Linked DNA regions of Mus musculus: region 2 is linked to region 1. A link is a contact called in ENCODE Hi-C or POLR2A ChIA-PET data. All regions are on one chromosome and are shown on one strand. Each heading gives the region's core, a stretch centred on a gene start or an enhancer-like site at or near the end of the contact. The rest is flanking DNA. Distances are from core to core; before and after follow the strand shown. Region 1 holds the start of Ints12 (integrator complex subunit 12). Region 2 overlaps Tbck (TBC1 domain containing kinase).

What was found. Hi-C counts contacts between places; a loop is a spot of excess contacts on that map. ChIA-PET counts read pairs that join two places held with the same protein, here RNA polymerase II (POLR2A).
Region 2: a loop to region 1 is called in a map of v-Abl transformed pro-B cells, with 2.5 times the contacts of the local background. The contact joins the enhancer-like site here to the promoter of Ints12 in region 1. A Hi-C loop is called at or near these places in 2 of 37 maps with a recorded cell type or tissue (both v-Abl transformed pro-B cells). POLR2A ChIA-PET finds 5 or more read pairs at or near these places in 1 of 5 experiments (Patski).

The regions. Positions count from the first base shown.
Region 1 is chr3:133,088,196-133,094,436 of GRCm38, reverse strand. It overlaps Ints12 (integrator complex subunit 12), which reads right to left and starts at 2,582. Exons shown (of 7, transcript NM_027927.4): 1 at 2,461-2,582. It overlaps Gstcd (glutathione S-transferase, C-terminal domain containing), which reads left to right and starts at 2,612. Exons shown (of 12, transcript NM_026231.3): 1 at 2,612-2,857.
Region 2 is chr3:132,808,551-132,814,425 of GRCm38, reverse strand. All of the region lies in intron 24 of Tbck (TBC1 domain containing kinase), which reads right to left. Among named protein-coding and RNA genes, the nearest start is that of Gm30294, 34 kb to the right of the region's middle. Within about 2 kb of position 1,890, at least 1 of the 3 ENCODE cell types and tissues checked has a DNase peak (open chromatin) inside an H3K27ac peak, as active enhancers do.

The DNA.
Region 1 (6,241 bases), core at 1,333-3,832:
TACTCAGATAGAACCTCTTCTGTATTGCTCAGCTTAGAAATTCCATGACTCCATTTATCAACCTCTGACCTCAGGGGTTTATTTACATAATATTAGGGCCAGGCCCTTCTTTCTCTCTCCCTGACATTACCTTTAATTAAGCATATATTATGATCTTCTAAAACATTTTATAAATAATTTTATTTAGTTCATTAACAGAAAGCTTCATTTTCAGCTAGTGAAATGTGAAGTCTGCTACACCATTCTCTATGACTACAATCAACAGCCTCCTTCTTTGCAAACTATATCTTCCTTTTTTTTTTTCCTTCTCCACTGTTTTAACTCAAGAAGATATCTGGGGTATTATAAGACAATATTTTTTTTAGTTAATTCCCTCCCCCCCCTTCTTTCTTGCTCCTATTTCTTTTTCAAACCAAAGAGAAGCAGTAGGTGGCATAAACAATGTACATGTAAATAGAGAACAGGAAGATAGATGAAAGAATATGTTAAGTGTGAGTTTATTTTAAAAACCTAAGCACTGTTTAAAACAAAGAAAGGAAGAAAATGAATACTTATTACTGTAAAACTATCAATAACCTAGGATGTGGCAGTGATAGCTAGCGCTGGTGGGAGGGATGGTTGGGGCACACCAGGAAGTACCTGTAGCTATGCAAGACACACTGCAACTGCCAGCCTACACAATAATCTCCCCGCATCGCTTACCTCTGTTTATGGCAGTATGCTATTCCCTTCCTGTTCGGCTTCCACTCTAGAACAAGCCGTTCCGTGACTCTCTTCCAGTTCTCTAAGCATCCTTATCCCACTGCTCTAAGGTTTACCTACTGTGTAGACATGCTTCTATTTGGCATCTTCTCCCGTCTACACCCAAACAAGTGCCACTGAAAGAAATACCATATTCTCTTCCAGGTTATTAGTCCTATCTAGCATGCTTCACACTTAGCATTCTCATGCTTGTTTGGTCAACTCACTTCCCATCTTTCCAGAAAGAACAATTACATTTTCCTACTGAACAGGACCTCTTGCAGCCTCTTGACTCTTTATTTCTCCAAGTCAGTTTTAAGTCCAGCTTCCCTTTTCCAAGTCCCCTTCTAGCTCTAGCTACTCTCCCCTATTTTAAGATCAGGTGAATACAAGAGGGATACTTTGTATTTTTACATTTAAGTTGGTATTGGACCTCTCTTTCCCTGGCTTTCTCATTCTTGCCACTATTGTTCCAATGCTCTGTCTTGCTTTAGTCTCACTACCAATTTGTTCTTCAGCAGTCATGAGCATTTTGTTGTCAAATACCATCTCAAGGCAGATGACTCTGTATGGTTTTTCTCTCACTTCCTCTTATTTCTCTGTTACTCTGAAAACAATGACCAGACTATTATATTCAGCTAACTCACCGAAGTCTAATATTCTTGTCTTTTACTCTACACAGTTCTAGTCACTTCAGCAAAAGGCATTCATGAAATGCAACTGTCTTTTCCTCTCAACATAACTCAAACACAAAAAAGCAAGACAATCGTCTATTTTATGGGTAGGGATGTGTACAGTGCTCTGACCTGCAACATTCACTTTCTACTCTTTCATTTGTCTTTAATTATTAATCTCACTAGTGTATAGCTTTTATGAGAGCAGAAGTTTATGAAGGGGGAATGTGAGGGGGAATGCAGGAATTTCCCTGGCAAGTAGCATTTCACAGGTGTTTTTAAAAAATATTTATTGAATCAACTGGATTTTTGCCAAAATGGTCCTTTTCAAGGCTGCTGTGATGTCCCCAAACAAAATTGAGCACCCCTACCTAAATAGATGCTTTCTCTCAGATCTCTTTCACCCTGCCTACTAGTTTCAAACAAACTTCTAAGTTGATCACCTGCTAGTGCATGAGATAAAGGAAACTGCAGAGAGTGCAATACTCATTACAACACTCGAGACCATCCCATTCGTGTTTCTGCAAGATTCTGTAATCCTTTCCAATTAACTTCTTCTTTCCATTTAGTGCTTCGCCTTTGGGGAAGTCTGGAAACTCAGGATGTAAAAACCCCAATTCCAAAACAAACCCAAGCGCTAGAGAAGCTAAGGAGAGTCAAGAGACACTTCGAAATGCCAATTCTTTGATGGAATCAAAACACACTGGGGGCGGCCTCGAATAGGGGTAAGTCCTTCTCAAGGAGGCCAGAACAGAGATGTAAAACGGGAGCTGTACAGAGGTCTCCGGAACCCTCGGTCAAAGGTCTTGGACAATTCCACGGTCCCGGTCCCCCGGGCCACCGTCCTCGGCGCCCTCCTCACTCAGTCCTTCCAGACTAGGAGGAGCGCTCAGGCGGAGCCACGCAACCACCCCGCAAATTATGAGGTCTCCCCTCCAGCAGGGAGGAGACCGACAGCCCACGGAGCTCCGCTCCGGCCGCCCCTCGCGGGGTCTCGAGCCTCCCCCCGAGGCGCCAGGAAGCGGGGACCCTCGTCACCACTCACCGCTCCGCCCCGCCACTCGGTCGGTTCCCGGTAGCTCTCTTCGAATCCGTCCCCGCCCTCACCAGCTTTAAGAAGAGAGAAACAAAGGTTCCCGCAACAGGTCGGAAGGGGAACGTTTCCGAGTGAGACAGCAGGAAGTGACGTAGGGCACTCCTTCCGGTCCGCCGGATTATGAATGGCGTTGGGCGGGGGACGCGCAGACACGTTGTCTCTTCCTTCTTTTTGCCCCCTTTCCCCTGCTCAGGGCCTCGCTGGGAGGCGAGTGCTCCTCCTCAGGCCGCGGCTTCCAGAAGTAGCCTCGGAGTCCCGGCTCGAGCTGGGCGGGAAGGCGCGGTGGCCCGCGTCGTCGCCCGCATGCTCCCGCGCCCTCCCTGCCTGGCCGCGCCCCTGCGACCAGGTAAAGAGGGCGCTCGGGCCGCTCGTCCCCCCGCCGCCTCCTGAGATCCGCGCTCGCCCTCAGGGGTCGGCGGGGCTGGGCTTGGAGGCCAGGGTGGGACCGGTGACGGCTCGCAGCCCTTGAGAGTCTTGCCAGCCCCACATTCACCGCAGGCTTTTGCTGTGGGTGCAGATGGACGGGCTTCGCGCCGTTCCGCTGAGTGACGCGTGGGCCCCTCGGCTGCGAGCCATCCCTCTAGTCTTTTCCCTGCGTGGGTAGAGCAACAGGGCAGCTTTGCCTGGTAGGGGGTTGTGTGGTCGTTTTGAGTTAAGTGCAGGAAAAAAGACCTCTTGGAGCACGACTTAACTTTCCCCAAAGACATAGTTTTACGTCGCAGCCCTTCCTGATTGGACGCTGTACATGCGTACTATTTTACAGTTAGGATCTGCTGCATTTGGGGACATTTGCTATCCCCACCAAAGCAGCGTTGCCCTTCCATTATTAGCACGAACAGAAAGCTTGAGTTTGCACGAGAACTGCTTTGGCTTAAATTAAAAAAGAAAAAAAAAAAAAAAAGAATACCCTAATACATACCTCTCTAACTTTGACTGGGGAATTACACCACCCCATCTCCATCCCCCGCCATACTCACCACCAAATCCTTTGTCATAAATTCCTTAAGGTCAGAAAAAATAAACGAGTGTATCTCGTACCACATTATTGCTAAAGATGGTGGCATTTGTCAAGTTTCCCTCGTGCTGTCCCACAATTTAAAAAGCAAGAACTGGAAGTGACTTTAAACATGTAAATATGGTCTTGAAATGCCATGAGAATAAACTGTTACAATACAACTGATTTGCTGTCATATTTAGTAGATCAAACTTTAAGCTATATGAGTGTTAAACTGCACTTTGAGGAGCATACACTGCCATTGACGCTGCTGAAATTGTGACTCAATCATTTTAAAGAGGCCTAACTTCAAAAAGGAGATTGAGGTTTGAACGTTGTTCTATAGTACTAATGAAAAACACCTTTAAACTAGTAAGGGGCCATGAAGGGGTGGGCTCTCAAGGAAGGGAAAATGGGATGCAGTGAGGTCCGGGGCCGGGGGAGTGGAAAGAATACTATGTATTTCCCCATTTCAAACAAAACTAAAAGCTTTGTGGTTATGGACTTAAGGAGTTTTGTTTTAAACCTCTTATGTTTTCTAGCTTTTGTTTCAACAGCACATGGTTTTAAATAAGCACAAACAATAATCCATTTGGCCTTATTAATAGCAGTAATTTAGTAGCCATAAAAACATTTGGGACTTACCCTGGTGTCCATCAGTATTTTAGACTGTTGCCTGGTATGTGTTGTTTTTATCCTTGAATGCAAAGTGACTTACTGGTTTCTTCTATGAACATTTCTTGGGAGGCAGGAGTTAAAAGCTTTGTAATCATAAAATAAGTATTGCTTGCTGAGGTAACTCAGTATTTTTTTCAGGCTTGATGGTATTTTCAGCATTTACATTTTATGCTGTCCTTCCCTGTTAACTGCACGTATTATGACTTAATAACAACAGACAGTTCTTTGAATCTCCAGAGAGATTATATATTCTTCTATAACTAAGATTTCAGTAAGCATTTCCACTTCCAAACTTTTCTTACTTAATAAAAATTTCTTGCCCTGGGATCCAAATAGCTAATTTTAATCATGGGTTAACTGCCCCTGAATTATAATCCTACATTACATAGTATGAACTCTAAAAGCTGTATTTCTTTCTTGGACTTTTAACTAGAGGTAACTGACTATTATTTATTTATGAAGAAGCACTTTTAAAAATCTGTATGGTAATAAAGTGGGGTCTGTAACCAAATAATGCTGCTTTGTTTAATGTCTAAACCATGAGCTAAGTTGTACATTCAAAATATTGAAGATTGTCTGATGCAGAGAATTGAGCAGCTTTAAATTTAGATTTCAATATTTGAGAGAAATCAGTAAATGTTCATACTCGTTAACTATGTCAAACTTTTTATTTTATAAAATATAGTCTGCTAATATGTATATTGGCATAAGAATTCCCAACAGCATTTTATGACTCCTTGGGTTTAAAACCTCAGTATTAAATTTATCAGTGTTTGTGGTGCAGCACATTTAAGTTCAACATAGTCCACACATTTTGTTGGAAGAAGTTTTCAAATAAAAAGCGCGAGTTGGATTTTTCCCATTAAAGTTTATGCGTTTTAATAGTGTCCTTAGGTAAAGAATTTGTGCATTTTAAAGAATAGTAGGGGGTGAGGTCTAACTCAGTGACAGAGTACTTACCCAGCATGAGTGAGGCCTGGCATTTGAGCTGTAGCACTATTCAAAACAAAATAAAGAAGGTAGGTAGCATTTTTCCTCAGGGCTCCCTGTCAGTTACCATGGCACAGAGGATGGAAGGTGCTGCTGCTATTACTGCCCTCATTCCATACGGGAGAAAATGAGGGAAAGTTGGTTTTTTTTCCATTAATTTATTTATTTATTCACTTTACATCAGGATTGTGCCCCCACTCCTCAGAGTCTCATCCTTACAAATCCCTCCCCTCCCCACCCCTCCCCTTCTCAGAGAAGGGAGCCCCCTCTTAGGTACCAGCCTTCCTGGGACATCCAGTCCAGCAGTACTAAGCGCAGCAGTGTGGGTGCTAAGTGATGAGATTTTGGTTCTATTTCAAAGAAGGAGATAGCAGGTGTGAGAGATGAAGGAATTGGGTGAGACTTTAGGCTTGGAGGTAGGTGAATGGTGTTGCTATTTCATCAGCAATGGGGCCAGGAAAGAAAAATGAACACATTTAGAAAAATACCCAATTGAAATGTCGAGCCTGGAGCTCAGGCAAGATGTGCCTGAAATAAATGTAGGAGTCGGATAATATTTAAAGCCATTGGCACTGCAGAGCACATAGAACAATGCTGTTGAGATGTGGCTTGTGTACTGGTAATGGGCCATGAAATCAGTCAACAGTCATAACGTAAAAGAAAAGGGAAAAACAGCATAAATAATCAGATTTATTCCATGCAATAGAGTAAGTACTCATGACATTATATCAGGTTTTGCTGTTGCAATTTTCTGGCAGGAAATATTATATATATATATAAAGCCAGTCACTCTCTGAGCTATGTCTTAGCCTTTTGGATTTTAAAACAGCCCCTTCTTAAAATCTCCAAGCTTGCTTTGAATTCACCACATAGTCCAAACTGGCCTCAAACTTGTGATCCTCCTGTGTTACTAGATTTGAGCCAGAAATCATTGAGGGAGCTGAAGAATATGCAGTAAATGGAATCAAGAAGCGATGACAGAGAATTGTGTCCAGTGTTAAAAACTGGCAGATAACTAATGCTTGACATGGAGGTTTAGGAGGGGGGCATCCTTACTGAAATTTTTTG
Region 2 (5,875 bases), core at 641-3,140, 280 kb after region 1:
TAGAAGTTAGGACAAAGAAGTGGAAGGAAGTGGAGGAGGGATGGGGAGCTGAGGCGGAGATTTTGTAGTCACAGTGGGGCGGAGGGAGCATATACCCAGCTAAGGCGGGGAAGGACAACACCGTGGAATTTAAGTGTGAGATAAAGGGAGGTGGAGGCTGGACTGTGCCTGTGCTGTTTGTGAGAACGATATTTTTTCTGCCAGTAAGGAAAACCCATGTATTCTAAGCAGAAAAGCAGGATACTGGATTTGCACTTGAGTGCTGCTGTGGGGAAAAGCACAAAGGAAACTGTGTACCTAGTTAATGAGAAATTTGGGTTATAGCTCCTTTCTTAATAATAATCACTGTTGACTACCATGAAAGGCCATCTCTGTATTCAATAGAGCCCCCTCCCCTAAACTGTCACATAAGGGACTAAGACAAGTGATAGTTTAAAAGGCTATGACCCGAGCAAGTACTGTTTCCCCTCTGCATGTCTCAGTGTGGGAGGGAACCATCTATGTTGAAACAGTAGTTATCAATGAGCTCAGGCTGCAGGCTTCCCCGCTCCTCACTCAAGGAGAGTGGACAGATCCGGGCTCCTCCTTTCTAGAAGGTAGCAGGCACAAGAAAACATTTAATATGAATATTAAAAGAAATGTGAGATACAATTCATGTTGGAATCTCAGTGGACTTGCTTAGAGAAGTGTAGAATGGGGAGACTATTTATAAACACAGGTCGAGGACCCTTGAACTTCAGGTGTGCATCACCACTGCCCGGGTGGCATTAGTCTCTCAAAAACAATTATCCTAGAGTCTCAATGGTAATCTTCAGGAACAATGGGGTCTTTAAAAATAAGAATCCTGAAAATACTTAAAAATATTCAGTAGATATCTTAAGAGTGGTATTTAAAATGCCAACCAGGAGTCCGGCCGCTCATTTCTTCTCAGCAGGCCTGCAGCAGCTGCAGTAGGACCTTGTGTTTCTCAGCCAGCACTTCTGGACTGAGATCCACCTGACTTAGCAGTTTTACAGCAGCAAAATCAATGCAGATCTATCCTAGCTAAGCGCAGGGGCAGGCATGTCCACACAGCCCACCTGTTCCTTCCTTCCTGTTTGAACAGCCTCAGACATGCCCTAGGGACAGGGTGCCCCTTGGCCATGATGTTTGTGTTAGATAATCCTACTACTTCATGCTATAGCTGGCAGGGAAGATGGTGTGGAGGGCAGAGCTAGGTACTTGAGGCAAACTTGGATTAATCTTATTTTCTTTCTCAAAAATGAGGAAAGACTCATTAGATGTGTTTAGAACATAAAAATCACATTTGAATGCCTCTATATAGAATAATACAATACCGTATATAAAAAAACTAGAATCATCTACTTTAGAAGAAAAACTGCTCAAAGTTAAATTCTGTGAATATATGGTTTTAAAAGTAATTCATCTGCATATAAATGTTCAACATCATTATCTAAAATCAAAGACACATAGGAATAATTTTTACATGATATTTAGTATATACTTTTAAAGGAGACTTGTCTATATTGCCTTTTAGTCATTAAAAGTATGTTATAAACTTGTTATTTGCAGAATTTTCTGTTAGTTATGCTTTATGGTTTGATTTTTTAAAATGGGGATTAAATGTCAAAATGCTTGACAAAATATGATGAAAATAAGAGTTTTGGAGAAGAGGAAAGTTCTGTCCAAACCCCAAAATACTTCAAGTCGTTCTTCCCATCATGCTTTAGGAAACAAAACACAAAGGAGCAGGGCCTTAGACCACAGTTTCCTCATGTAGAACGGTCCTGGAAACCATCTAAGGACACCCTTCCCAGAACACTGTCAAGAGGCAGAGACTGAGTGAGCACAGATGTTTGGACACACAGGACTGTCAAGCCTCCCCATCTCCTACCCATAACTGCGTTTCTGGCAAACAGCAGAGGAGAAAGAGCCAGGCCTAGTTACAGTCACTGCAATTACAACAAGCAGTCTCTTTTGTCTTAGTATGTTTGACAGGGAAGAAAACAGTTTTGGTTACTTACGGACCTTTGGTCCTCGGTAATTATGTTCATTGCTCACAACACAAATCCTTATCTGGGTGGCAGTAAGATGTATTGGAACTTCTGGACACCGTAGAGGTGATCACATTATTACTGTAACGGGATGTAGCTGAATGTGTTTTGTAAAAACTGTAGATTCAAAATCACAAATACTGAGTATCTTAGTTTCTTGTTTGGTTGTTTTGTTGTTGTTGTTGCTGTGGCAAAATATACTGGGGAAAAAGCAGCACAAGAAAGAACGGGTGTGTTTACCTCCTAGTTCAATCTACCATGACAGAAAAATCAAGGCAGCAAGACGATGAAGCAGCAAGTCACACTGCACCAAGATCAGGAAACAGTGATGTGAACGCCCATGCTCAGTGCTCAGATAATGTCTTCTTTTTCATGTAGCCCAGGACCCAAGCCCGAGAAATGGTACCACCCACTTTTAGCCTCTTTCCCTCTCAATGTGATGTCATACAGGCATGCCTAGAAACGAATCTCTTACAGATCTGTCTGGAGCTTTGTTTCCTAGCTGATTCTGGATAAGCTGACAATATACTGAACACATTTTGTATTTGTGAAGATACAAATACAAGAATATACTTAAGTGTATATGTACACATATACACACGTAAATATATGCACACATATATGTAAGCTTTTTTGTTTGTTTTGTTGTTGTCAAGTGTGCTGAGATAAACTCTCTAATGCTTTAGGTACTCTGGTTTCACTGCATTTTTCTGCTGTGAAAGATGAGTTTGTACGGGATTCTCCTAGCACTGTGGTCTTGGAGCTGAACATACATACTTCTGTATGTAGTTAGGAAAATAATGAGATGCACTGCTTTCCTAATATAGGCAAATACCTATACTTTCTGCATTTAATTATTAAGTTTAAGAATTCCACTGCATGTCAGCTAACTCACAAATATGGGGTAAGTGATTTTCACATTCAGAGATGTGCTACAGTGAGTGCACCACCCCACAGGCAGCTGTCTTCCCTTTAAGTTGCTTTGTGTTAGGTATTGGGTCACAGCAAGGATGAGGGTAGCTAACACTGCCTATACAACAATATACAAAAGTAGTTAAAAAGGATAGGAAAAAACAAGTCCCATGCATTATGCAATTATATCATATAGGTAAATATATGAGTGCTCATATTAACAGTGTTTTATTAGGCACTGCACTCAGGGGTACTAAGCCTCTTCATCAGACCATACCAACTTCACCGCTTATAAAATCCTAGATATCTCTGTGCTGGCCTGTTTTCTGGGCTAGCTAGTTTAGAATTATTTATTTTTAAAATGTATATAAGTACACTGTAGTTGTCTTCAGACACCAAGAAGAGGGCATCAGATCCTGTTATAGATGATTGTAAGGTACTGTGTGGTTGATGGGAATTGATATCAGAACCTCTGGAAGAGCAATCAGTGCTCTTAACCACTGAGCCATCATCTCTTCAGCCCATGCGAACCAATTTAAATAATGTAAACAATGAGCTCCTTAGGCTCATTTGAAGGCTGTACCTATCTATACCAATAGCCAAAAAGAAAACATAGCTAAGCTGTGGTTTCTCCATCTATAACTGAGTAGTATTAACTGAAATGAAAAATGCTGTTATCACTTTTCTTAGAACTCTCTTATTACATGAACTGGGATCATGAGCGCCCTGTCATCCAAGGTCAACATCTCACTTTTAGCACCTCCTTAGTGGCCTCCACTGACGCAGTGTCCACTTCCGTGAATGTCATCCTCCTAGCTCTCCTCTAACAATCCGCCAAGACACCAGTTACCTTGAGCTCATAGTATTGCTGAAGAAGCTTTCTAAAACATTTCCATTTTTTCCCACCAAGAAATCCATTCTTCCAAGTTAAAAATCTAAACAAGTAACAAAGTGGCCAGATGACCATGTTCCTGCTGAGAAATCTGCCATGGCCCAGCGTGCTCAGTACAGCCTCATGAACCAGGACCTAATAACCCCCATTCCATGTGGAGTCATTCAGCTGCCTCTGCTCGGCTCCTGTAACTTTTCTCTGCCTAAACACTTCATTTAGGTAGACAGGGCCTCGGCACCTGCTAGCTCCTCGTGCCTGCTTCCCGAGTGCTAAGGTTACAGTCAGGAGCTACCTGTTCCCACAGTAGACATCGGTGTATGGCTCATGACAGCAATTTGACCTTGTACTAAACATACTGAGCATGATTTCCATCAAAACTCTAAACAGCTTATAGGAAGGACACATACTTCTTCCTTGAATCCCTTACAATGTTTAATACAGCATGCATGCATAGCAAAGTATACTATTTACTAAGGAACTTAATCTCAGAACTGCGCCAAGCCTAGAGTAACCAGTGTCAGCGTACAGATGTAAGGGCCTCTGGCCGCTCCAGCCAGGGACCCAGCTATAGCAGTGCTCACTAGCACCAATGCATTGAGCACCCTTTCCTCTGGGCACATTTGTAGAAAAGAAGAGCGAAGCTCACGTCTCTAGATGTTCTCCAGCATGGGTATTTACCTAGGGTGACAGCAAAGCTGTTTTATTAAGAAAAAGCTCGTGACCTCACTCTGTATGCCAGCAAGCAAAAAGTCATGTTTATACACTGTGAATCAGAGGAACCCCCATCCTTCCAGCTTTACCTGTACCATTAACCCCCATCTAGCCTCTGCCCACCACTACCATCATTATCACCATCACCATCATCACTATTATCATCATCATCAGCAGTACCACCACCACCACCCATTTCCTCTTTTCTTTCTTCCTTCCTTCCTTTCTTTCTTCCTTTCTTCCTTCCTTCCTTCCTTCCTTCCTTTCCTTTCCTTTCCTTCCTTCCTTCCTTCCTTCCTTCCTTCCTTCCTTCCTTTCTTTCTTTCTTTCTTTCTTTCTTTCTTTCTTTCTTTCTTTCTTTCTTTCTTTCTTTCTTTCTTTCTTTCTTTCTTTCTTTCATACTTGGGAGGGAGCACTAGGCCTTTCTGTACAGCCCTCTGGTAGCTTTCCTCAAAATACAAAGCTGAATCTTCTATTCCTCTACCTGAAATTCTCCCAGGAAGTCAACTCTAATCTCATTTCTAACCTTCATGTAGTTCAGTGATGACCCCCTCATTTTATTGTAATGTCTTCAATGTGTCCTTAACCTCTCTGGGTCTGATCCTCTATGGAGTGTATTCTCATTCTCAAATGCTCGCATATATATTTGCACTGCTCACCAAATCTACTTGTGATGTAAGTAGCCACCATCTGAGACGTATTGGGTGTGACTCACATCACAGTAAGATGTGATAATTTATTTAAAAGTCTGTTCTAGCTACATGACTATATAGCTCTGGTTTAACTTTGTATCCCTGTTGCCTAGCAAATGTCTTTAAACAGGACCAAATGGTTGTGATCTAGGACTAAAACAGCAAATGGTATCAACTGCTAATGTGACGCTAACACCTATTAATCCAACTAGTAGAGCTATTCCTCTGCAGTAACTACTGTACACCCCACATTACAGAAGATCCATTCCGATATGAAACTCCAAATGAAGGAATGCTTAGTTTAGATAGACTGGATACAAACTTACATAGGACGAACACAATCTTGCAGAGCCTGCTTATGAGCCAGCTTCCTCTGACCACAGGTATCCTCTCTGCAGCACTTTGATCATAACGGCAGAAACACATTCTTAAGCAATAGTAGAAAGCACGGTATTAGCATCCACTAAGAATGAGGATGGGGTATTAACACAAACTGTGGGGTTGATTTTAAAGGAAGTGTAAGCCTGCAGCTGGTTGCCTATTTTCCCTTTCCTCCCTTTTTTGGTCCATCTTTTCCTTCCCCTTTTTTCCCCTTTTTCCCCCAAGAGCATTAG